2 separate regions of the Mus musculus genome follow, and region 1 is linked to region 2. Evidence: chromatin contacts called from ENCODE Hi-C data. All regions are on one chromosome and are shown on one strand. Each heading gives the region's core, a stretch centred on a gene start or an enhancer-like site at or near the end of the contact. The rest is flanking DNA. Distances are from core to core; before and after follow the strand shown. Region 1 overlaps Ccnt1 (cyclin T1). Region 2 overlaps Senp1 (SUMO1/sentrin specific peptidase 1).

What was found. A loop is a pair of places that touch in the nucleus more often than their neighbours do.
Region 1: a loop to region 2 is called in a map of T-helper 1 cell, with 4 times the contacts of the local background. The contact joins two enhancer-like sites. A Hi-C loop is called at or near these places in 2 of 37 maps with a recorded cell type or tissue (T-helper 1 cell and T-helper 17 cell).

Annotation. Positions count from the first base shown.
Region 1 is chr15:98,553,779-98,558,877 of GRCm38, reverse strand. Ccnt1 (cyclin T1) reads left to right here. Exons shown (of 9, transcript NM_009833.2): 4 at 4,217-4,277. Among named protein-coding and RNA genes, the nearest start is that of 9330020H09Rik, 11 kb to the left of the region's middle. Within about 2 kb of position 2,789, at least 1 of the 3 ENCODE cell types and tissues checked has a DNase peak (open chromatin) inside an H3K27ac peak, as active enhancers do.
Region 2 is chr15:98,071,455-98,076,881 of GRCm38, reverse strand. Senp1 (SUMO1/sentrin specific peptidase 1) reads left to right here. Exons shown (of 18, transcript NM_144851.5): 5 at 173-332; 6 at 902-1,073. Among named protein-coding and RNA genes, the nearest start is that of Gm25668, 4.4 kb to the right of the region's middle. Within about 2 kb of position 1,630, at least 1 of the 3 ENCODE cell types and tissues checked has a DNase peak (open chromatin) inside an H3K27ac peak, as active enhancers do.

The sequences.
Region 1 (5,099 bases), core at 1,540-4,039, 480 kb before region 2:
TCTTACCCACTGAGCCATCTCAACAGCCCCTGAGCTTTTTTTAAAGGTGAAGTTTTGTTGTGGAAAATTTTTTTTCATGATAAAGGGCCATACTTAAATATCAGTCTGAAAATGAACCAAATGCCTAGAAGTAGCAAGATTGATGTGTATTTATTTTATATTTGATTCTAGCCAAAAGGCTGAGAAACACATGGTCATTGTCAGAGTTCATACTTTTATTTCTTCAAGTCAGGAGTTCAAGGTCTTAAAAAGTATTTCAGAAACGAGGAAAATACCTAATAATAAAAAAAAATTAAAAAAAAAAGTATTTCAGACTAGAGTTCACCCCTTTTTCTGTGATACGAATGCTGCTGACTGCAGTTCCATAGGTGCTCTGGTCCTTCCTCCAGTGTGTATGCGCAGTTCTTCTATTTTTGCTCATGCTTCCTTAGTGTGTGTGTGTGTGTGTGTATTTGTGTATTTGTGTTGACTTTAGGTGTTGAATCTAGGACCTCAGAAAGTGCTAGGCAAAAATTCTATTGCAAAGCCTTTTCCCCAAGCTGGATTGGATGCCTTTAATCCTAGCACTTAGGAAGCAGAAGCAGGTGGGTCTCCTTGAGGGTCAAACTAGTCTATATAGTAAGTCTGAGAGCAGCCAGGGCTACATACTGACAGCCTGTGTCTTAAAAGAAGAAAAACACACCCATAGTTTGGTTTTTGTAAAAAAGGATGACTCCTGATTTTCTTCACTTATTAAAAAAAAAAAGATTATGTATTTAATTAAATATGTATATGTCTGTGAGTGTAGGTGTCTATAGAGGCGGAGATCTTGGATCCACTGAAGCTGGAGGTAGAAGTGGTAGTGAGCTGGGTTGAAGAGCACTATGGTTCTTAACTACTGGGCCATCTCTCCAGTTCTGCTTTGAGAAGTCAGTGATCAGAGATGTTGAGAATTCAAACACCCATAATTGAGGAAAAGTTACAGATTTCTTTCTTTTTTTTTTTGTTTTTTTGTTTTTTGTTTTTCGAGATAGGGTTTCTCTGTGTAGCCCTGGCTGTCCTGGAACTCAAGTTGTAGACCAGGCTGGCCTTGAACTCAGAAATCTGCCTGCCTCTGCCTCCCGAGTGCTGGGATTAAAGGTGTGTGCCACCACACCTAGCTCAGATTTCTGTTACTAGGTTATTTAAGTCTTTTATGGGTGTAGGAATCATGGTTTGTGAAGAAGATAAATGGAATTTTATGTATTTTTATTTTTAGAAAATTTCTTTATTCTAATTTAGTATATGCTACAGAAGCAAGCATTGCTATCCACTTTTTATCACTGATGAAACATCTGAAAAACAAACAATCTAAGGGAAGAAGGGATTCCTTTTGGTTCACAGTTTCAATGATTTCAACCTGTGGTTACTTAGCTATATTGCTTTTGGTCCCGTGCCTATGAGGCAGAGCATCATGGCCAGGAAGGAGCAGGTGGGGAGAGCAACAGGAGATAGCCAGGGACGAGATGCACTCTTTGAAGGGTGTGCTTCTGTGACCTACTTCCAAGGCCCAACCTTCTGGTCTCCTTTACCTCCCAACAATGCCATCAGATTATAACTGCGTCTGGATTAATCCACTGAGGTGAGAGCTCTCGTGATCCAATTACTTCCTGCTGAAAGCCGCCACACCCTAACTTTCTCCCTTTATCTGGGTTCCTGGGATCAGACTCAGGTTCCCAGCCTTGTAACATCTTCACTGCTGAACCACTCTTTACCCTGGTACCTGGACCCTTTAACACGTGAGACTACAGGAGACATTTCATAGTCAAATCATAACACCTTCCCCCTTCTGTTCTATGAGCCTTTCCTTCAAGGCCCTGTTAAGTCTTTCTATAATGGCTTGTCCTGTAGGACTGTAAACTACATCCAGAATAGGCTTCATGCCATGATGTCCATAAAACTGTTGTATTTTAATGGGATTATATGTCAGAGCATCATCAGTTTTAATCTGTAAAGGCAGATCCAAGACAGCCATCATCTCTGATGAATGTGCAATCCCAGAATCATCCCCCTCAGAACGCAGGCATAAGTCCACTAGAACTCTTAACATGTATCAATTGTATGATGTATCAACGTGTACATATCTCAGTTGGGCAAACTATAAATGAAACACAATCTCTTATGTGGCATTGTTTTAAGGTAGCATCAATAAGCAGAATCTGGAGTCTTAATTCAATATATTATATTTCTATGGGTTGCCATTCTAATTTCTTAAGCCCCTGTGGAATGTTCCAATTTGGATTCCTCTGAGGGTTTCCTATTTTGATTTAAAGATTCTTTTCTTGTCTGTTTTATGATCTTCAATTTAGTATCTAGTTTCTCAGTTTCTTCTTTCTTCAAGACTTATTCTGATTTCTCCAAAAGAAGACACACAAAACTGTTATCACTGAAAGAAACAGCCATTTGTGTGCTGATGAACAAAGCAAGATCATATGCAATCTAGACGCAATGTGTGAGGCATTGTGTTTCCCTCCATCCCGAATGCAGAAACACTTAATCTGAAACTTCTCCCTAAGAACTTTATTTTCTTATATTTAAATTAAATATTTCTTTCTATGATTTTTAAAAACATTTAGTTTCCCTTTTATTGTTTAAGCTCAATACCTTATCAGTTTGGGACTTTTTAGTTTATTCCTTACGGTGCGGAAGCCTCATCCCAGCTGTTAGCTAGCTCAAGGCTCATGATCTTTTGCCAGCACTGGCCAGGCCTCTCCACCGGCTGTGCTTCTGCAAGGGTTTAGACCTTCCCTGGACATCTTCCAGTGGTCCCTGGCCCATGTGCCCTGCCATGCTTGGTTGGGCTGGTGCCTCTTACCAGACACTGGGCTGGGGACTCAGTGGGCCCAGATTAGGCTGCTGTTTTTAACTCTGGACCTTGGCAGTAGCCGTGCTCTCCACCAAGCAGAGTGCTGGCTTTTCAGAGCAGCTCTTGGAAGAACTGCATCCTGTATGTTGTTCTCAGCAGATGCAGAGTGCAAGCAAAGCCTTCCTGGGGAGCTTTAGTCTAGCTGGTCCCTAAGCAGTGTTTGCAGGGAGTGTGTGACTCTACCCAGTATACCTGCAATCTAAACTTGGAGTCTAAGTGAGTTCTTGCCCCACATTGGTTTGCCCATATTTAGGACAACCAATTTATTAAGCTTATCCCTGACTAGCGTAAAAATAATGAGGCTCAGGCTATGATTATTTTATTTAGCTTTGGCAATTACTGGTGGGTTATCCCTAATCTACTTTCTAACTGCTGGCTTGGCTACCTCCCTAAAAGTGTACCCCAAATACTTGTTCTCCTCCTAGCCACGTGCTAGGTTCATCTCCTCATGTGACATCCTCCTCTCCTCTCGTTCTTCTCTTTCTACTCCCCTAACCAGGTAACCACAAATCTATCTACCTCTAATCCTTCCAGTATTTTATTTGACCAATAGTTTTAGATTAAGGAACAAGGTTTGCATAACCAAAGCTAGTAAATGTGAGAATTTACTCTTGGTGGGTACAGAATTTCGCATTACAATACATAGCAACATACAGGCTGGCTTCAAACTCACAGAGATCCATTTCATATGCCCAGCTCCTTTGAGCTCCAGAATTTATTTTTAGAATTAAGAGAAAAATTGAATGTGAGTCAAATATTTATTAGTTAGATTCTTATAGCACTGTTAAAAGATCTGAAAGTGAAATGTGACGATTCTTAGAGGTGTGATATTTCTCATGTCTAGATTATCTGACTTCTAAGATTTAAAATACCTGAAAATAAATGCAGTTGTGCTTTTGGTAGCCTTCCATTAGTAAAGTGTTATCTTTTGATGTTCGGGGCTTTTCCTTTCTGTCCTGAGTGGGATAGACATAAAGACTATATATTCCAGTTCTAACACTACCTTTTATCTCCCATTCTACCACTCCTTAAGATTTTAAAAGTTTCTGTGCATTAGTTATTTGCCTACATGAGTGTAGGGCACCACCTGCATACGTGCCTGGGAAGGCCAGGGAGTGAGTGTTGGATTCCCAGGAACTGGAGTTACAGATGGCTGTGAGCTTTCTGTGAGTTCTTGAAAGCAAACCTAGGTCTTCTGCAACAGCAGCAAGTGTTCTTAACTGCAGAGCCATTGCTCAGGGGCCTCTATCCAGACTTTTGATTGTTTTGTTTTTAAAGTTATTTACATCCTTTTGCTGGATGTAACTTCTGGGTTTTTTTTCCCCTTCTTAGGCTTACCTACAACAAGTTCAAGATCTGGTGATTTTAGAGAGTATAATTTTGCAGACCTTAGGTAAGTTAATTTTCCTTTTTAAAGCAGGAAAAAAATATGTATGGGATATAATGATTTCATGTTAAAGTTTGTTAGATGGGAGAAAATCTTGTGAAGGCTTTGGGAAGTGTCTGTTCCTGGGTAAAAATGTCTGTGGGGCTCATTAAATGGAGACAGATCATTAACCCTGGTCACTTTTCACAGTGTTAGGTCCTTGGTGACCCTTGAAACAGCTATTAGTCAAGATTTAAAAAAATTTTCTCATTGTAAGGTTTATGATTTTTTTAAAAAAAGTTTTATTATATATAAGTACACTGTAGCTGTCTTCAGACATCCCAGAAGAGGGTGTCAGATCTCATTACAGATGTTTGTGAGCCACCATGTGGTTGCTGGGAATTGAACTCAGTACCTCTGGAAGAGCAGTCGGTGCTCCTTAATTTTTATTTATTTATTTATTTTTTAAGATTTATTTATTATTATATGTAAGTGCACTGTAGCTGTCTTCAGATACCCCAGAAGAGGGCATCAGATCTTATTAAGGATGGTTGTGAACCATCGTGTGGTTGCTGGGATTTGAACTCACAACCTTTGGAAGAGCATTTGGTTCTCTTAACCGCTGATCAATCTCTCCAACCCTGTAAGGTTTATGATTTATCTGATTGTTCTGTTTGGTTTTGATTTGTTTGGCTTTGTTTTTCAAGAGAGTTTATATGTAGAGAGTCATTCAGACCAGGCTAGCCTTGAACTCAGAGATCCACCTACCTCTAAGCCTCCGGAGTGCTGGGATTAAAGGCATGTGCCACCACCACCTGGCTAGTTTGGCAGTTTTTTAACCTGATAAAT
Region 2 (5,427 bases), core at 381-2,880:
AGACGTTCCCTTACTGCAGATTTATTGGCAGTTGAGACTGGGATCTTTTCCATGAGAGGCATGGTGATATGCTACGTTACTTTGGAATGCAATGATGGAACATGGTTGCAATCATAAAGAGGCCTAGATCTAGTTATTTGTTCAACTTACTGAAACTTTCATTTTCTTTTAGATAACCCTTCCTCAGACAGTTTCCTTGGCTCAGGTGACGTAAGAACCTTTGGTCAAAGTGCAAATGGACAATGGAGAAATTCCACTCCAGCGTCAGGCTCAGCGCCACAAAAACCAAGAAATAGCCGAAGTCTTTGCCTCGAAACCCGGAAGACCTCAAGGTTAGGTTTGGTCTACCTACTTCTCAAACCCTTCCTCAGGTACTGGGGAACGGCTACAACATAGGTGCTACATTAGAATTCTCAATGAGAACCATTTCAGGGCTTTAAGCCATCGCAAAATTTGCAAATCCATTTCCTTTGGGCTGAATTGAGTGATAGCAACCCCCATGAACTGCCAACAACCCACTCTGCCCCTCAGGGCCCTAGCATTTATATACCCTATGGAGACTTCCCAGGATTCCACACATCACACAATTGCAGAAACCATCTGCAGCTGGCAAAACCATGCCTCTGCTAGAGCACGAGGCAAACCATGGTCAGCTGCTGCGAAGCAGCCCCGGATCCCACACCTGAGGTTTAAAACGAAAGCACTTTCTTCTATTTCTGTGGTTTTTAAAGAAACTGAAATTGCAGAAATGTCACTACACTTGTGGACACTGGGAGTTGAACCCAGGTCCCTGGAAGAGCAGCCAGTGCCCCTCACCACTAGCCACCTCTCCAGCCCTGCTTTTGTTATTTCTGAGAAGTAAAAGTCATCACTGTAACTTTCCTTACACACTTCTTTTCAGTGGATTATCAAACACCTTTGTGGGCAAGTCCAATCACCACTGCCACATGTCTGCGTATGAAAAGTCATTTCCCATTAAGCCTGCCCCAAGTCCATCCTGGAGTGGGTCATGTCGTCGGAGTCTTTTAAGCCCTAAGAAAACTCAGAGGCGACATTTCAGCACAGCAGAAGAGGTAAGGAAAAGCTGCAGCCAGAGACGCCAAGGAGACGGCCTGTCACGCTCTCCGCTGCGTGCTCCTAAACCATTGTACTTACCTAGTCCGCTCTGGTCTCCCCATCGTGACTCTTTATAAAGTTTTGTTCTAAGTTCCCAAGGACTGGGAAAACATTCTTTTTCCTACTGCTTTCTGCTCCTGCTGTCTCACCACCTGCTGAACCGTTCTTGTCTTCAGTAAAGCCATGAGCTTCACTCAGCAGGTTTTGTTTTAATAAATTTGATTTGTTAGAATATCTCTTACTAGCTACAGTTTTCATCAATTATAAAAACAAACTATACAATAAAAAGAAATTATTTTTAGAAAGCCAGCGAGGGGCTATGGAAATAGTTTGGTCAGTGAAGTGCTTTCCATCAAAGACAGGGCTGTAGGCCAGTTCCCAGCATCCACATCCAAAGCTAGGCAAGGTGCTTTCTGCTCAGAATCCCCGCGCTTGGGAGGCAGAGACCGCCAGGTGTCAGGCGGGGCGGGGCCTTCGCGGCTCACTGGTCCAGTCTCCCTGGGGACTTTCAGGCCAGTGAGGCCCTGTTTCAAAAAGAGCTTCTCAAGGGACAGCACCCACGGCTCCACACGTGTGTTTGCACGTTTACACATGCACGTGCAGATTGGTTTTGTGAGTGAGTTAAGTGTGCTTGCTTTTCCTTAGGAGTAGGATCGTAGAGGTCATGGACGTTCTCAGAGGAGGCTGTTGTGCTGCCGCTTGACTTGCTCTTTTCTCTCCGTAACCGACAGGATGAGACTGAGATAGTGGACAGTTGGCACAGCAGGAAGCGTGCATCTGTTCAGTTGCATCTTAACTCGGTATCTTGGTAATTGTAGCTGTTTGCTGTAGAGATTGTGTTTTAATGTGCTCTTTCTATTAGTATATTAAATAATTGAATAATTCTTTTGACCTCGTACAATAGGTAAAGGTGAGTTTATATTCATACCTTACAAATGAGAGAAGAAAGTCACCTGGCTAGTAAATGGTACAGCAGGTCTATTAATATTGCAGAAGTCAGTCCCATGAGGTTATTAATAGACTTACCCTGTGTGTGATGAGCCTGGGTGTAGCTGCAGGAGCATAAGAACACTGTAACAGTCATCACGCCAGTGTTCACCCTCAGAACACCTCCTCATCGCAGGGAGCGTCGCTCGTTTTAGAAGCTGCACACCATTAATCGTCCCAAACACTCCCTCGTTGACCAAGCTGCTTGAAACCAAAGTTAACCTTTTTTAAGTATTCTTCCTATGTGATAGTTTCTGTTCTATATTAGTATGTTTTCACTGTACATAAGAATGAGATTCACTGTAACATTTTTATACATGCGTATAAGTATATGATCATACAAGCTCCTAGTGACCCTCTCTTGCCTGGGTCCTTTTCCTCTGTCAAATTAGCCTGTTGTCCTTTCCTTCCCTTTCCTTTCCCTTCCTTTTTTTTTTTTTTTTTTTTTTGTTTTTTGTTCCTTTTTTTTTTGTTTTTTTTTTTTTTTTTTAGACAAGGCCCCACTGTGTACCCTGGCCTGCCTTACCACTGTGTAGCCCAGAATGCGCTTTATTTGTAGCAGTCCTCCTGTCTCAGACCACAAAGTAGTGGGACTGCAGGCATAAACCACCATACCCACCCCTACTCCATATCTAAAGTCTACATGTGAGATAAAAGATGATATTTGTATTTCTGAATCTGCTTTATTTCCCATGATGATCTCCAGTTCTGTTCATTTTTCTGCAAGCAGCTGATCACAAGTTATAGTTGAATAACAAGTCCTGTGTGTGTCTATGTATCCGTATATCATATTTTCTTTATCTGTTACTCTATTCATGGAAACTAGGTGGATGTGTTAACTTGGCTATTATGAGTTTTGCTGCTATGAGCATGGTAATGCAGATTCCTTTCTTTAAATGTCTTATTTTATTTTTATTTCATGCCTACAAGTAGTCTACTTGCACTATGTGCAAGCCTGGTGCCTGAGGAGTCCAGGAAAGGGAATCTTAATTCCCTGGAGCTAGAGTTACAGATGGTTATGAGCCACCATGTGGGTGCTGGGAATTGAACCCAAGTTCTCTGGAAGAGCAGATAGTGTTCCTAACCACTGAGTCATCTCCCCAGCCCTAAATTTCATTGTGTGCTGATTGTCGTCCCCCCTCCCCCCCCCCACACACACACTTGGTATATACCCAGAGGTAATATAACAGAATCATATATTATTTCTATTTTTAGTTTTGTTGAGAAATCCCCAGTAGGAATTCCCTCTAACAGCACATAAAGGGTCTTTTCCCGCCCCATTCTCACTGCTCTTGTTTGTTTTCTGATGATGTGCTTCTACTGGAGTGAGACGGAATCTCAGAGCAGTTTTGATTTGCATTTCTCTGATGGTTAAACATTTTATGTATTTATTATTGTTCTTTTGAAAACTCATCAGTTCATTTGCCCGGTTTATAATTGGATCATTCATTCTTTCTGAGTTGTTTTGGAGGATTATACTGTTTTTGCAGTACTGGGAGTCACGTCCAGGGCCTCAAGCCACTGGGCTATGTTTCCAGCCCAGTTTTTTAATTCAGAATTCCTCTGGTATTGTCAATCTTTCATATTGTGCGATCAGTTTTGGGTTGATTTTGTATGGTGTGAGAAGTAGGGACCGAGTTTCACTCTGCTACATGTGGACCTTAGGTTGTTCCAGAACTGTTTGTTAAAACTGACTTTTCTTTAGCATGTTTTGTTTTGGTTTTGGTTTTGTTTGGTCACCTCTGCTGAGAATCGAATGGCTGAAAACTGTGGGGTTACTTCTGAATCGCCTCTTCTGTTGGCCTGTGTCTGGTTTTTTGGAAGTAGCATGCTGGTTTTGTTCATATGGCTTTAGTGTAATTTTACAACAGAATTTATACTACTTTGTCTATTTAGTCTTTTTCATGTTTACATATGAATTTTAGGTCAGTCGGTTGGTTTGTCCATTTGCCTCCTTTCCTTTAAGCTTTTGAAACATGGAACTCAGGCTGCATAGCCAAAGATGACCTTGAACTCCTGGTTTTCTTGCCTCCATATCCAGGAGCTGGGATGGTAGGTATGTGCCACCATACCCAGTTTAGTGTTGGGTGTCTTTTTCTTTTTTTCTATGTCTGTGAAGAATGCCAGTGGCATTTTGATGGCGTTTTCATTTTCTTTATAGATCACTTTCAGTAAGAGTTAATTTTACAATATTAATTCTGCTGATCCACGAACATTGGAGTTGTTGCTGTTTTCTGTGTCTTCCCTTTCTTTAGTGTTGTATAGTTCTCACTGAAGAAGTCTCGCCTGATTGGTTAGATTTATCCCTCCGTGTTGTTCTGCGTTTGCCCTCCCCTAGGCACCCATTTGTGAGTGTGAAGCTGCTGTGGAGAGAATCCTTTTCCCAAACCTGTTTATTTTGTTCTGTTTTGGTTTTACTTTTTGTTGTCAGCTCTTTTCAGTTTATTGCATGAAAGAATTACCAGATTAAAAGCCGGAGAGATGGCTCAGCCGTTAAAGGTCAGGCTTACAACCAAAAGTATAAAAGCAGACCCCAGATGGTTACATTTTACAAGCTGTGAGGGTGTATAAACTTATAGCAGGGACAGAAGGAAAATTCTACTCATTGCAAGGAAATCCTCAGTTAAACTTGAGAGAGCAGCCACTTAGATCCTAGCGCTTTCAGCGGAGCCTCCTTAGCCCAGTCTCTGAGGAACTGGAGTACATCCTGTGCTGGTCACCCAGCAGCTGAATCACTTCTCCATGCTCTCCATGCTCAGGTACACCGCCACCGCCACCGCCACCGCAGGCAGGTTTCCCCCCGAGTCATCAGCCATCCCTGACAGCACCGGCTCTTCCTGCTGTTTCTCTGTGAATTCTTAGAAGGAAGCAGGCCAACACCCTTCCAGGCATCAACAAGGGAAGAGCCTGGGGAGCAGACAGACATAGGAGTCATGTCCTGGGTGGCTCTGGGAGAAGCTGTTGGGGGAAATAACTGTGTTTAGTTTGTATCTTGCTACTTTGTTGAAAGTACTTACCAACCCTCAAAGTCTGTTAATGGAGTCTTTATGGTCTTTTAAGTATAGGATCCTATCATCAGCAAGTGGGGGTAATTGGTGACTTCCTTCTTTCCTATTTGTTTTTCTTTTTTTTTTAAGATTTATTTATTATTTATTATTATATGTCAGTACACTGTAGCTGCCTTCAGATGCACCAGAAGAGGGTGTCAGATCTCATTACAGATGGTTGTGAGCCACCATGTGCTTGCTGAGATTTGAACTCAGGACCTTCGGAAGAGCAGTCGGTGCTCTTAACCACTGAACCATCTCAACAGCCCCTTTTTTC